Linked DNA regions of Mus musculus: region 1 is linked to region 2. A link is a loop called in an ENCODE intact Hi-C map of the cell type or tissue named here. Cell type or tissue: left cerebral cortex. All regions are shown on one strand.

The links. Hi-C counts contacts between places; a loop is a spot of excess contacts. Peaks named below come from ENCODE experiments on the same cell type or tissue, not always from the same donor. Only the 100,000 strongest peaks of a DNase experiment are listed, where the experiment ranks them.
Region 1: it touches region 2 in a loop (2.8-fold over the local background); 2 of 42 quality-filtered maps call a loop at or near these places.

The regions. Positions count from the first base shown.
Region 1 is chr6:13,478,563-13,486,562 of GRCm38, reverse strand. No RefSeq gene overlaps it. Among named protein-coding and RNA genes, the nearest start is that of Gm25737, 67 kb to the left of the region's middle. In left cerebral cortex, no CTCF peak of the experiment used is centred here; no DNase peak of the experiment used is centred here.
Region 2 is chr6:13,532,773-13,540,772 of GRCm38, reverse strand. No RefSeq gene overlaps it. Among named protein-coding and RNA genes, the nearest start is that of Gm25737, 13 kb to the left of the region's middle. In left cerebral cortex, no CTCF peak of the experiment used is centred here; a DNase peak (open chromatin) is centred at 3,295.

The DNA.
Region 1 (8,000 bases), 54 kb after region 2:
TATAGTAAAAATGGCTATCTTGCCAAAAGCAATTTACAGATTCAATGCAATCCCCATCAAAATTCCAAATCAATTCTTCAAAAAATTAGAAAGGGCAATTTGCAAATTCATCTGGAATAACAAAAAACCTAGGATAGCAAAAACTCTTCTCAATGATAAAAGAATCTCTGGTGGAGTTTTTAGTACCTAAAGCTGTACTACAGAGCAATTGTGATAAAGACTGCACAGTACTGGTATAGCAACAGAGAGGTAGACCAATGGAATAGAATTGAAGACTCAGAAATGAATCCACCTATGGTCACTTGATCTTTGACAAGGGATCTAAAACCATCCAGTGGAAAAAAGACAGCATTTTCAACAAATGGTGCTGGCACAAGTGGTGGTTATCATGTAGAAGACTCGGGATCAATCCATTCTTATGTCCTTGTACAAAGCTTAAGTCTAAGTGGATCAAGGAACTCCACCTAAGACCACAGACACTGAAACTGATAGAGAAAAAAGTGTAGAAAAGCCTCGAAAATATGGGCACAGGGAAATATTCCTGAATAGAACAGCAATGGCTTGTGCTGTAAGATCAAGAATTGACACATAGGACCTCATAAAGTTGCAAAGCTTCTGTAAGGCAAAAGACATTGTCAATAAGACAAAAAAGGCCACCAACTGACTGGGAAAAGATCTTTACCAATCCTAAATCAGATAGGGGACTAATATCCAATATATATAAAGAACTCAAGAAGGTGGATTCCAGAAAATCAAATAACCCCACTAAAGAATGGGGCACAAAACTAAACAAAGAATTCTCAACTGAGGAATAACAAATGGCTGAGAAGAATCTGAAAAAATGTTCAATATCCTCAATCATCAGGGAAATGCAAATCAAAACAACACTGAGATTCCACCTCACACCAGTCAGAATGACTAACATCAAAAATTCATGTGACAGCAGATGCTGGTGCAGATGTGTAGAAAGAGGAACACTCTCCATTGCTGGTGGGATTGCAATCTTGTACAACCACTCTGGAAGTCAGTCTGGCGGTTCCTCAGAAAATTGGACATAGTACTACTGTAGGATCCAACAATACCTCTCCTGTGTATATATCCGGAGGATATTCCAACTGATAATAAGAACACATGCTCCACTATATTCATAGCAGCTTTATTTATAATAGCCAGAAGCTGGAAAGAACCCATACATACCTCAACATAGGAATGGATTCAGAAAATGTGGTACATTTACACAATGGAGTACTAGTCAGCTATTAAAAACAATGAATTTATGAAATTCCTAGGCAAATGGATGGATCTGGAGGGTATCTTCCTGAGTGAGATAACCCGATCACAAAAGAACTCGCAAAATATGTACTCACTGATAAGTGGATATTAGCCCAGAAACTTAGAATACACACGATACAATTTGCAAAACACATGAAACTGAAGAACAAAGACCAAAGTGTGGACACTTCGCCCCTTCTTAGAATTGGGAACAAAACACCCATGGAAGGAGTTACAGAGACAAAGTTTGGAGCTGATACGAAAGGATGGACCATCCAGAGACTGCCACACCCGGGGATCCATCCATAATCAGCCACCAAACACAGACACCATTGCATACACCAGCAAGATTTTGCTGAAAGGACCCTGATATAGCTGTCTCTTGTGAGGCTATGCCAGTGTCTGGCAAACATAGAAGTGGATGCTCACAGTCAGCTATTGGATGGAACACAGGGCCCCCAATGGAGGAGCTAGAGAAAGTACCTAAGGAGCTGAAGGAGTCTGCAACCCTATAGGTGGAAAAACAATATGAACTAACCAGTACCCCCAGAGCTTGTGTCTCTAGCTGCATATATAGCAGAAGATGGCTTAGTTGGCCATCATTGGGAAGAGAGGCCCCTTGGTCTTGCAAACTTTATATGCCCCAGTACAGGGAAATGTCAGGGCCAAGAAGTGGGAGTGGGTGGGTAGGGGAGTGGCGGGTGGTGGTGGTGGTGGTGGGAAGGTATAGGGGACTTTTAGGATAGCAATTGAAATGTAAATTAAGAAAATACCTAATGAAAAATTGGAAAAAGAAAAAAAAATAAGTTTGGAAAATATTCTGTTAAGTTTTCTGAACTTTAAAAAATATTGGTATTTATTCTTTCTTAAACAGTCAGTAGATTCCACAGTCATGTCACCACATTTTAGATGTTTTGTGGGAGACTTTGAGTAGGAATGTATTTTTTTGTGTGTTTTATTTTATTCTCTTAATGTTTGAGTTTTGTTTTGTTTTGTTTTTGCTTTGTTTTGTTTGTTTTTTTGTTTGTTTTTTTCAAGACAGGGTTTCTCTGTGAAGCCCTGGCTGTCCTGGAACTCACTCAGTAGTAGAACAGGCTGGCCTCTAACTCAGAAATCTGCCTGCCTCTGCCTCCCAAGGGCTGGAATTAAAGGTGTGCACCACCACTGCCTGGCTATGTTTGATTTTTTTAATGACTTATGCCTGGGAGTTTTAAACTTTTAGGTATTTTAGGTTTCTAAATTTGCTTGTTTATTGTAGGTACATTAGTCATTCCTGTGGCATCAGTAGTAATTAATATCTATTCTTTTACTTAGATGTTTTCAATCATTTTCTCAGTGCTGCTAGCTAATTTGTCAACATTTCTCTTTTCAAAAAATGTTCATAAACTCATTGTTTTTAATAGCTGAGTAGTACTCCATGTTGTAAATGTACCACATTTTCTGTATCTATTCCTCTGTTGTGAGACATCTGGGTTCTTTCCAGCTTCTGGCTATTATATATAAGGCTGCTGTAAACATAGTGGAGCATGTGTCTTTATTACATATTGGAGCATCTTCTGGGTATATGCTCTGGAGTGGTATTGCTGGATCTTCCAGTAGAACTATGTCCAATTTTCTGAGGAACTGTCAAACTGATTTCCAGGGTGGTTGTAAAAACTTGCATTCCCACCAGCAATGGAGGAGTGTTCCCCTTTCTCCACATTCTTGCCAACTTCTGCTGTCACCTAAATTTTTGATCTGACTGCTGTGAGGTGGAATTTCAGGGTTGTTTTGATTTGCATTTCCCTGATGATTAAGGATGTTGAACATTTTTTTCAGGTTTTTCTCAGCCATTCTTTATTCCTCAGTTGAGAATTCTTTGTTTAGCTCTGTGCCCCATTTTTAATGGCGTTATTTGATTTTCTGGAGTCCAGCTTCTTAAGTTTCTTTGTACATATTGGATATTAGTCCTGTACTGGCTAGTTTTGTGTCAACTTGACACAGCTGGGGTTATCACAGAGAAAGGAGCTTCAGTTCAGGAAATGCCTCCATGAGATCCAACTCTAAGGCATTTTTTCAATTAGTGATCAAGGGGGAAAGGCCCCTTGTGGGTGGGACCATCTCTGGGCTGGTAGTCTTGGGTTCTATAAGAGAGCAGGCTGAGCAAGCCAGGGGAGGCAAGCCAGTAAAGAACATCCCTCCATGGCTTCTGTATCAGCTCCTGCTCCCTGACCTGTTTGAGTTCCAGTCCTGACTTCCTTTGGTGATGAACAGCAGCATGGAAGTGTAAGCTGAATAAACCCTTTCCTCCCCAACTTGGTTCTTGGTCATGATGTTTGTGCAGGAATAGAGACCCTGACCAAGACAAATTGGTACCAGGAGTGGGGTTTTCCTGTGACAACTTGACCATGTTTTGGGGAGGTCTGTGGAAGGACTTTGGAACTTTGGTCTTGAAGATCCATTCGTTGTTAAGAGCAATGTGGGATGTTGTGTAGGAGCTTGGAAGATAATGTTGAGAACAGTGCAGAAGATGGAGGCCTGGCTTGTGAAATTTCAGAGGGAAAATTAAAGACTCTTTTCAGGGCCATTGCTGTTTTGATTGTGAAGATTCTGTAGTTCTGGTTAGCTGGGGCTGAAGAATCAGCTGTGATTAACAAGATACCAGAACTACTAAAGCAAAAACTTTGCATTACTGGGACTATTGATGCTGGTTAGCTGGAGCTAAGAAATTAGCAGTGATTAAGAAGAGACCAGCATCATTGAGGTGACATCTTCTGGGAAGTGTTTTCTGAGAGCACAGTGGCTGTGTTCCAGATATAGCCAAAGTTGTGCCTTGTGCTGTGGCTGGACTTGGTAATGTGTAAGGGTCACCCAGGTGGTACTGGTTTTGAAGGCATGAAGGAGTTGAGCAGAGCAGCTGAGGCTTGGCACTGTGAGAGGCCATGGAAGGCCATTGGTGAAAGTCCAGCCTCAGTTGCAATTGATGGCCCAGGACTGAAGGGGTCATGCAGTGTTTTGGAGATGCCAGTACCATGAGATGACCACCAAGAGCAGCAGCAGCAGTGGAGTTCAGGCATCTGGAGCCTAGAGGATGACACGTGTGCTACAAAGGGCATGGCTGGAGAAGTGACCCAAGCCCTTGGAGGAGCCCAGAAGATCGTAAGTTGGATACCAGACATTGGACGGTTGGAGATTGACTTTTGCTTTTGATTGTGGCTGTGCCCTGATATTTTCCCTCTTGAAGGAAGAAACTGTTTTAGTGGAGCCCACAGTTAAGAGACTTTTAATTGTAAAAAAAGACTTTGGATTTTAAAAGAGATGGATATTTTAAAGAGATTGAAAATTTAAGAATATGTAAAGACTGTGGGACTTTTAAAGTTATTTGGATCTTGGGGATGAATAAGAATGTAAGGGTTGAGGCTTATTAGTGATGTGTTTGTGTGTCAAGTTGACAAGGGGTCAATTGTACTGGCTAGTTTTGTGTCAACTTGACACAGCTGGGGTTATCACAGAGAAAGGAGCTTCAGTTCAGGAAATGCCTCCATGAGATCCAACTCTAAGGCATTTTTTCAATTAGTGATCAAGGGGGAAAGTCCCCTTGTGGGTGGGACCATCTCTGGGCTGGTAGTCTTGGGTTCTATAAGAGAGCAGGCTGAGCAAGCCAGGGGAGGCAAGCCAGTAAAGAACATCCCTCCATGGCTTCTGTATCAGCTCCTGCTCCCTGACCTGAGTTCCAGTCCTGACTTCCTTTGGTGATGAACAGCAGTATGGAAGTGTAAGCTGAATAAACCCTTTCCTCCCCAACTTGGTTCTTGGTCATGATGTTTGTGCAGGAATAGAAACCCTGACTAAGACAAGTCCCTTATCGGATTTAGGATTAGTAAAAATCCTTTCCCAATCTGTTGGTGGCATTTTGGTTTTATTGACATTGTCCTTTGCCATACAGAAGCTTTGCAATTTTATGAGGTCACATTTGTCAATTCTTGATCTTACAGCACAAGCCATTGCTGTTCTGTTTAGGAATTTTTCCCCTGTGCCCATATCTTCAAGGCTTTCCCCACTTTCTCCTCTATAAGTTTCAGTGTCTCTGGTTTCATGTGGAGTTCATTCATCCACTTAGACTTGAGCTTTGTACAAGGAGATAAGAATGGATCAATTCACATTCTTCTACATGCTAACTGCCAGTTGACCCAGCACCATTTGTTGAAGATGATGAAATTCTTAGACAAACGGATGGATCTGGAGGATACCATCTTGAATGAGGTAACCAAATACAAAAGAACACACATGATATGAACTCACTGATAAATGGACATTAGCCCAGAAGCTCAGAATCTTTCTTAGAAGGGGAAACAAAATACCCATGGAAGGAGTTACAGAGACAAAGTTTGGAGCAGAGACTGAAGAAACGACCATCCTGGGATTGCCCTATTTGGAGATCCATCCCATAAAGAACCACCAAACCCAGACACTATGGCAGATGTCAACAAGAGCCTACTGATAGGAGCCTGATATAGGGGTCTCCTGAGGGCCTTTGTCAGTGCCTGGCAAATACAGAAGTGGATGCTCACAATCACCCATTGGATGAAGTACAAGATCCCCAATGAAGGAGCCAGAGAAAGTATCCAGGGAGCTGAAGGGATCTGAAGCCCCATAGGAGGAATATCAATATGAACTAACCAGTACCCCCAGAGCTCCTTGGAATGAAACCACCAATCAAAGAAAATACATGGTGGGACATGTGGCTCTAGCTGTATATGTAGCTGTGGATGGCCTAGTCAAGTCATCAATTGGAGGAGAGGCCCTTGGTCCTGTGAAGGTTCTATGCCCCAGTGTTGGGGAATGCCAGGGCCAGGAAGTGGAAATGGGTGGGTTGGGGAAGAGGGGGAGGGGAAAGAGGATAGGGGATTTCCAGAGGGGAAACAAGGAAAGGGGATAACATTTGAAATGTAAATAAAGAAAATATCTGATAAAAAAAGGTTCAGTTATCTTTATTGAATTTGTTCATCTTCCTCTTATTTCTGTCTCATTTCTTTACATTTGAGTCATTATTTTTTCCTTTATCCTGCTTCTTTGTTCTATTTATAGTCCCTTGAGGTGGTAGCAGTATTTTATTAATTTTATTTTCTTTCTTAGTTTTATTAGAAATACTTTCATAATATCCCAGTGTATTTATTTATTTATTTCATGCTTTAAAATTTGACCCTCTAGTTACTTACGATTTTATTTCTTAATTTCTACATATTTATGAATGTCCAATTTTTCTTATAATGAAGGGATTCTCATTGCTTAATTTTAGCAGAATCCCCATCTTCCTGCACAAGCATTTACCAGGTCAATAACACAGACTTGACAATGACTCAATAATTTTTGTGATGTTAGTTGGGCTTTTAAAGGTATTTTAAGGTATATCATGGGTAGTTTGTGGACCAGGCTATCTTGCGACAGGAATAAAGGTTTTATGAGAAAATCCAAAACAGCAAATGTTTCAATTTTAATGGACTTTTCATGTCTTATCTACACTGCACTGTCATTTTTAGAGCAAAGACAACAAATATGTTGATGAACAGTCATATCCATATTTTTACAAGTTTGGTCATTTCATAGAGTTTTATATGATCATGATTTAATGTAAACTATCTCTTTGATTACTTTCAAACATTAAAAAATTGTTATTTTGGGGTCAGAGTATCACCATGCAGCTCAAGATGGCCTCGAGTTCCTTCTGCTTCAGCTGCCCACGTCCTGGAATTACAGACAAATGCCATTGTGCCTGGCTGAAGACATTCTGATAGTCAAGGACTTAAAAACAGGTGGCTAGCCAGATTTGTTTGACACATGGACTTAAGTTTGCTAAAACTATCTTTCTGAATAAATAAAAACATACCAAAAAATTTAAAAATAATTAGTAGTTTTCCAAAGAAAACAATGTTTTTCATGGTGGCTTCGAGTGGGAATGGGTGCTGTGGTAGATTCTCAAAAAGCTACCAGAAGCATTGCACTTTTGTCCTAGTTCCTAAAAGCCTCTCAGATCTAATTATGTCCAATTAAAATTAATTCTAACTGACTGAGAACATAAATACAAACAATCCCCAAGGCTATTTCATAATCTGCAAGGCAGACTGAAAATTGGAAACCAATTCTCATCCTCTACAGCTGAGTGAATTTGAATCCTTGGGGAATAAGACACTCTAGTGCATGTGTGCTTGTGTGTGTGTGTGTGTGTGTGTGTGTGTGTGTGTGTGTGTGTGTGTGTGTGTGTGTGTTTGTGTGTGTACTGGTCAACTGCATACTAAACGATCCAAGACAAGTTAAATTTTCTTTCTCTATCTGTGGTCCTTCATAAGTTTTCAATTCCTATTATTGTGTTAGTTCCAGCACACAGGTCATAGATAAGCAACAGCTACTGGCTGAGTATGCCAACTTATTTTTAAGAGCATTGCCACTGGTAGGTGAACTATATTCTAGGAAAATGCCATACAGTCACAAATATAATTAGTATAATATTATGCACAACCCAAGCCAGACTTGGTGGGTGAGAAAAACAAAACAGGATACAAGTTGGTGGGAAAGGAAGAGGTGGGTCTAGGAGGAGTTTGGGAAAGGGCGTGAATATGGTCAAAATCAATTCATATACAAAATTATCACAGAAGTTAATAAAAAGGAATATATACAATTTAAAAATTATTCTGAAATACAAAGCTATTTGAAGAAAGGTGAAATATTCAGCTTCTCAAATTATAGATTTC
Region 2 (8,000 bases):
TTTAGTACACGGTGTCTCTTCACAGCAATAGAAAAGTAACAAAGATAGCGCCCTATTAGTGAGAACAATTTTATATTTTTATGTGTGGGTTACACTTTTAGGAGAAATGAAATAATATGGATGACTAGTTAGCTGATAAAAATATGCTTGGTATTAATGAAAAATAAGCTAAAACAATACTGAAGGCTAGGGAAGCAAGTCAGCCGTAGAGTTCTCTTGCTCAGTATTTGTAAGGGCAAGTAAATAAACAATTTTTAAAACTAAATTTAAGGAAAACTAAATAAAGGAAATTAGACAAAAGCCATTAGTGAGACACCAATTCTAGTATTAAAATGGCTATAAAAGTAATGGGCAGAACAGTGAAATAGCTCAGCAGGTGGGGACACTTATAGCCAAGCCCAATGACCCGAGTTAATGAAATAAATAACATTTACTTATTGTCTTATTTTATTATATCTTTTTAGATGCCTGATTCTTTAGTAAGGAGAAAGAGAAAAGTGTAGATTTAATTGGCAGGTCAAGTAGGGAGGGTCTCTGAGGAGGAGGTGAAGGAGGGGAACTTCAGAATATTGTATGAAAATTATTTTCAGTAAAAAATAAAAATAAATAAAATAAATGTAATAAAAATGACAGACAATCCCAAGCTTATTCTCTGATTGGGGACCTAAAATGCTTTGGAACCTTCCTATACACTTTAGTAATTATTATAAAATTAAGCATTAGCACACCATGAATAAATTATATTAATTTACTATGGATTAGCAAGTTTTCTTTCCTAGGCATCTACCAAATAAAATAAAAACAAATGTCCATGTAAAGACTTGAAGTTAATTTTCATAGTAGCATTATTCACAAAAGGAAGACAACACACATGTATAAACACACACACACACACACACACACACACACACACACTCACTCACACCCTTCTGCGAGAATCCAAATGTCTATCATTTAGTAAATAGACCATAGTGCAGAATATTCTTACCACAGGGTATTTGAGTTTCTCTTTTGTACTCTGCTCCTCTCTTTACCACCTGCCACTTCTGTCATCCATCAACTGTTGTTTCTGTAATTTCTAATTGCAAAACATTATAATCCTGAACAGGATCTTCTAGATACTCTTCCAAATTTTTCATGTCCTAGTAATTCCCCTCACTTTATTGTGGGTAAATTCTGCACTCACTGGAAAACACTAGGCTTCTTTCCAGTATTTTTCTATTGTCAATAAAGACATGGTGGACATTAGGGTTGGATGTGTGAGAACAAGATTCAGTCCTCTTGGATTTATGTCCAAGAGTGAGATGCTGTGTCCTATGAGTAGTTCCAGGGTTAGCTTAAGAAACCACAATAATGTTTTCAAGAGTAGCTGAGAATTAACTTTTAAAACATGAAACTATTCTTAATACTGACTAAGGAAAAAGTTTACATCTCATTTTCTTTTACAGTAATAAGAAAACAGATGTTGAAGGTGGGAGAGGGTTGGGAGAGAGAACAGAAATCAGTGTGTGTGTGTTTGTGGGGGGAGGGGCATGCCTGGAACTAACAGGAGACCAGAGATTGAAAAATAAAAATTGCAGGTGATTTAAAAAAAAATAATTGAAAATATTTTAAGCCTCAAGGCATAAAATTCCCATCACGAAATCATTCCTGTACCATCAAGTCATTTTGGGATTGACATTCTCTTGAAATAAAATATCAACAGGAGGTGTGTGAAGCAGACATTCACATTCTGTCTCTAATGGGCCTCTCTCAGTCACAAAGCAGCTCAGTTTACCAAAGATGTGCACATCTTAACCAGATGTTGAGGCTGCTGTAAGACTCCTGCGTGAAGATTAGGATTTTCTTTTACTTACCAGCTGCTACTGTACTTTGTACCTTTGCTCTCCAAAGGCTCCTGCGATGGAGATTCAGTCCTAGATGTGGTGGTAGGCACTATAAAAAGTCAAGCATCTAGGAGTCTATTGGGAGGGTGCATCAACAGTGGGTATTGTGGACCCCAGTCTTTTCCAGCTTCTCTTGGAGCTTTTCACATTGGCTACTTATTTTATTATTCACCATGGGGGTTGTCATTGAAGCCTAAACCATGCTGTTTGAATATCTAGCCTTTAAATGTATAGATCAAATAAACCTCTTTTCTTAGTAAGGTCATTGTATCTTAGGTATTTCAAACAAAATCAGACTGCAGCATCGTCCATTGGCATTTCATGCTACCCTCTATACAACTCCATTTAGCCCTGAGTTTCTGACTGCAATGAAACTGTAAATCTGAAGACTTGTGCTGGACAGGTCCCTAAAAGTCCCACTTGCAATTCTTGTGTGGTTTCCTGGTTCCTGTTACACAGACAAAGGCCGTTTCTCATCCTTAATGACATTTTCATCATCACTCTTTGCAGACTAGAGTGGCTGTAATATCTTTTTATTATTCTTATTTATTTTCAGTATTCATCTCCATTTGCCATAGTTTCATTAACTCATTATTGTCATCTGGACAATAAAAGATTTACTTAAATGATTTTTGTCTAATTAGCTCATGAGTATTTCCCCTTTTATTGTAACTGTTTACTAGATGAATTTTAATTTCTTATTACTGGTTTATAGCCTTCTAAAATATTCAACATTTGTGGCATATATTCACTGAATGCCTACTAGTGTGGATATCTCTGTGGTGAAAAGATGGATATAGTTTCTGCTTTAGTGGTGGAGACAGACATGGGAAGGATCATTACACAATTAACAATCACAGTAGAAATCACACACACACACACACACACACACACACACACGTACACACACGTGTACACACACATACACACACATACATGAAGGTGTCAGCATAATGTGTCAAGAATTGTAGGGTGAAAAGGTCACATTTCAGTAGTTATAAAAATGATTTGGACTGAGCAGAGCCAAATTGAAGAAGTCTGTACAGAGTGAGGAATCTTACCTAGATAAGATCCTAGTGAGTGTTGCTGGGTCTGGCGCTCGGAGCTGAGGGAAAGAGCTAGGGGCTGAGAAAGAAGAGAGTGTACCCAGTGAAGCACCACAACGTTTGATTCATGGCGTAGTGGAGTGGTTTTTAAGCAGGGCATTACCATTTTCATATCTGTGTATTAAAAGAATCACTTCTGAAAGATGAAGTCATTCTCCTGGCTTAGCTTAGAGGAGAACATGAAGGGAAGCCAGGGAGAAGCTTCGTAGGGCAGTTCAGACGAGTGCTGATTGATTTTGTAGATTATCATGTTGGGGCCAAAGAATGAGAAATGAGCCTCAGGGATAAAGCTAAGAAGATGTGGTTTGTATCCATAGCAACCAAGTGGGCAGAGCAGGCAGGGTGTACACATTCAAGTTGGAATATTTTGAGTATGGGGAAGAATGGAGGTTTTTAAAAAGGATATGGTTTGCTGTTTTGTTCATGACTTCATTCCACTGCTTTGGGAGACAGCTTAGAAGTGACATCAAGCGGACCAACCTGTAGATTGGCAGAGGATTTGGGGTTAAAAAGTGTGCAAGTCTGCTCTCTCCAGATTCTGTCAGAAGCTGAGAGTGGTGGGTTCCGAAGATGTGCAGAGAAACCTGAGTGGGAGCAGACAAGCTTTAGGCCTGGTGATTGCAATGATCCATCACACCCAGTGTGGAGGCCAAGGCATGCGATGACATTTCCCCATCAAATTCTGCGTGACAGAGGTATGGTCTGCCTCTGTGGGTCCTGATCACGTTCTGGTCCTATCATCTGCATTACAGCTTTCAACTGGGCTCGGCCACACTAATATTAATTCCTTCATCATTATGTTACTGTTCCCTTTATCCTTCTGCTTTATGGAAGCTAAAGGGATGTCAGGCAAGTGAGGGAGAGGAGAATAGGACAAAACACAACATGATGCTGAGGTATGGGTTAAAGACACAGTGTTGTTGTTGAACTGGCCACACCAGTCAGGGCCAGGTCAGATGTGCAGTAGGCAGTTTTATGAGGAAACCATTTCCATGCTGTGTATAGAATACCCGCTTCTCCAGTAATGCTTCCTTTTCCCCACACCCGCTTCTCACCCTTCTTAATGTACCCAGGGCAGGAAGAAATTTGTCTCTTGGGCAAAACCCACCTGTTACCAAGTTAATTTCTTGTGAAAAGAGAAATCACGGATCTCATACACTTTATCTTATTCTTTTTACATGGACGTGGGTGTCACAAGCATCCTTAATAATTATAGATCTTATAAGTTTTGAAAATGCAGTTTATACATAATTTGTCTGTAATAAAAAGAGACTTAATAAAGATGTCTTTTCATAGTATGAGAGCTGCTAGCTAAAGCCAGGAAGCATGGTCATGAAACCAAATTGCCATCTTTGCGTAAAAATTAATTCCAAATGTAGTTTATTTTACCCATGACTTGATTTCATTTTCTAGGAGGAGATGAAAAAGGGCAAACTGGAGTGTAAACTTGCTAAGTGACCAAGGCAAATTATAATCATGATGGAGACACCATAAAGCATCCCATTTTATTTTAAATGTATTTAAAGTAATTTTAAAATAAATATCACAGAACTATGCTTTGTATGTCTATAGTAATTTAAGGATAATCACTCCCAAATTGCATGATTTCTTTTCAAACCACAAAGAAAAAAAAAACCTTATAAAGACATTCTGAGACCTTCTTGTCAGCACATGATCTTCTCCTATTCTGATTAATAAAGCTCATCGAAACATGTACATACTGTCATTACTGACGTCGTATCAGTTGATGTGTTGGTTTTATTTCTTTCCCTAAATACTACTAATATACTCACCACAGGACTTAAATAAAACCTGTTCATCTATCTATTGCATTATCAGGCGAATGAAATGCAAATAGGTGAGTAAATGAGAGCCCTGATGACTATCATGAGAGATTTCTGTGAGAACTAATGGAACTAATATTTGAAAGGATTCAGAGTGGGATCTAACACATGGCAAAGCACATTTACTCTGGCTGTGCTAGGAGACACTGCTACTCACACTGCAGTTTCTGTTTAATCTGCATCAGAGACAACTGCCAGCCTAGGTATCACAGCTATGTTGGAATTATAACCATTTTTAAAAATATGTTATATTGGCTATTAAGCAAGATTTCTGGGTATAAATCAGTTCCTGAGATACCAGAATAGCCCCCTCTCAAAAGAATGTTTTAAGCACACAATTGCTTTTCCAGGAACATCAAAGATGCTCATAAGAAAAATTTTCCTTCTGTTACCACAATCCCCAGGCAGTTCTTCCAGATTGCCTGTGTGACAACAGGCTCTGGAATCCATTGCAGTTTGAGTTGACAGGGGATATTTATAAGAGGTGAGATCACAAATGACTTTGAATTTCAACACTCCCAGTCTGGAAATAACTTACCTGATCCATTATCATTCACTCTTAACTTTCTAAATGATCATAGCTGGCTCTCTGTTTCCTTTAATACTCTTGCAAGGTTCCCAGACTTGAACCTTCACTCTTACCCTCTGCTTCTCTTGGTTCTTCTTAATGCTTCCTGGACTATCGATGGCACTGGCCACTGGACTGTATCTCCACACTGTTTATCTCTCCTTGTTTAGGATATCTCCTATGTAGCCCAGGCTGCCCCTGAACTTGTTATGCTCTTACCTCAGTTTCTTGATTGCTAGAGTAATAGGCTTGGGCTCCTGCTCTTGTCCTCCAATCCCTTTTCTTAATTCTTCTCTTTAGTCAGGCTGAGGTCTTGGCTCCTTGTCCTTCTGTCAAACTTGTTTGTTGCTAGGTACACTCTAAAATAACATAGTTGAGGAAACAGTTGTGCAGACAGAGGTTTCCTTATTTGTAAGAAGGATTATGAGTCCTCAATTCTTCTCTTGCCTCCCATTTCATCATCTTCTTGAGCCTGGATATTGAATTTTACTGTTGAGATTTACTCATTACTTTTTGTGTATGAGTATTTTGCCTTTGTGTATGTATGTGTATGTAGCACATGCATGCCTGACAGCTCAGAGTTCAGAAGAGGACACTGGATTCCCCGAGACTGCAATTATAGACTGTTGTGAGCCATCATGTGGGTGTTTAGAATCAATCATGCCTTCCGCAAGAGCAACAAGTGCTCTTAGTCACCTATACAATTATCTAGCCCCTGATAGGAAGTTTTATAAGTAATCCAAGGAATTCTGGGCATGAGACTGAGCAACTTGCTATAGGTAATAGTAAGTCATTTAAAATTATGTTCCACTTCACACATGTACACATGAGTGTACACATGTACACACATACACACTCATGTGTACATGTGTGCACACTTGCCCACATGGGCACACACACACACACACACACAGAGAGAGAGAGAGAGAGAGAGAGAGAGAGAGAGAGAGAGAGAGAGAGATTATATATATTACAGCCTTTAGAAAAGGGTAGGGTTACTTAACTTCTGGAGTCCTATGATCATTTTGAGATGGATGTAAGCTTCCCTGGAGAGGACAGACTGAACACCTAGGAGTGCACTGTGTTTGGCGGGTGTCAGCTTCATTGCAGCCAACACAGACAGACTCACAGTACCAGTTCTAGTGAATGCTCCACCTAACCCAGGAAAACTGCCTGAACTGGAGGAAAGTCTAGGCTTCTGAATGCTGACAGACCTCTAAGGGAGACAGAGCTCAAGAAACTAACAGAGGACATTTCTAATATCCCATTGCTCACTGGCTTGCAGAGTTTCTGGAAGCTTCTCTACTTCAGTCAACCCACCACTAAGTTTCAGAAGTGTTATAAGTCAGTAGAACAACATTCAGAAAAAGTATTGACCTACACAATAGAGTAGTTGAGTCTCACAATAACTATATTGTAAAGAAACCAGGCCAAATAAGAATTCAGGCCATGATTACACCAACTGGAAATTTTAGAAAATGTGAATATAGTGTCAGAAAGCACATCAGTGGTTGTACAAGGATGCTTGACACACTAAAAATCCCCCAGCGAATTATTTCAAATACACCATTTTGTACAGTATTATTGTTTGGGATCTACATGGTACTTCACAAGAGGACTCTTCAGAATATTAGATTCACAAAAATGTTCACAGTGGATCTCTGCTCTGTTAGCTGAAAAACCTTCCCCTTTATTAAATGGAATCCTCGTGTAATATACATATGGCATCAGAAGACAATCAACCAGTACATAATTATTCATCTATGTTCTTGGAAAACTTTAAGACCTCAAGGATGTTCAAAAATTTGTATGTGTGTGTATAAGGGTTTTGGTGTGTGTGTGTGTGTGTGTGTGTGTGTGTGTGTGTATGTGTGTGCCCAAGTGTATGTGAGACAGAAGTTAACGTTAAGGGTCTTCTTCTATTACTATAAACTTTACTTCTGGAGATGAGATTGCTCTCTGAACATAGAGTTCACTAATTTTGATAGATAGTCAACAAGCTTTAGGTATCTAGTGTCTCTGCCTTTCCCAGGGCTTGAATTATAGGCATGTGCTGTTGTGCCCAAGTCTTACACGCGTTCTCACGACCGGCCAGGAAAGACACCACAAACCAGAATCTTCTGCGGCAAAAACTTTATTGCTTACATCTTCAGGAGCAAGAGTGCAAAACTCAAACCCAAAAACGAAAGCGAAACCCCGTCCCTATTTAGGAGAGTTACCCTTCGCCTAGGACGTATCACTCCCTGATTGGCTGCAGCCATGGCCTAGTTGTTGCCACGGGGAAGGCAGAGTACATGGGGTGGAGAAATACCCTTGGCACATGCGCAGATTATTTGTTTACCACTTAGAACACAGCTGTCAGCGCCATCTTGTGACGGCGAATGTGGGGGCGGCTCCCAACATCTCCCCCTTTCCTTTTAATAAGAGCAATAGGCCACCCATATTAATGAGAGTGGAGATAGAGGTCAAATCCCCAGTGTGCAGGTAAAGGAGCCGTGTACAGGATTAGCTCTTAGGCTCACAGGCTTTTACCCAGAGCAACCCTGACCTGCTCCCGTGTCGTTTTACCTGGAGAGAAGGACACTTGGACACTCAA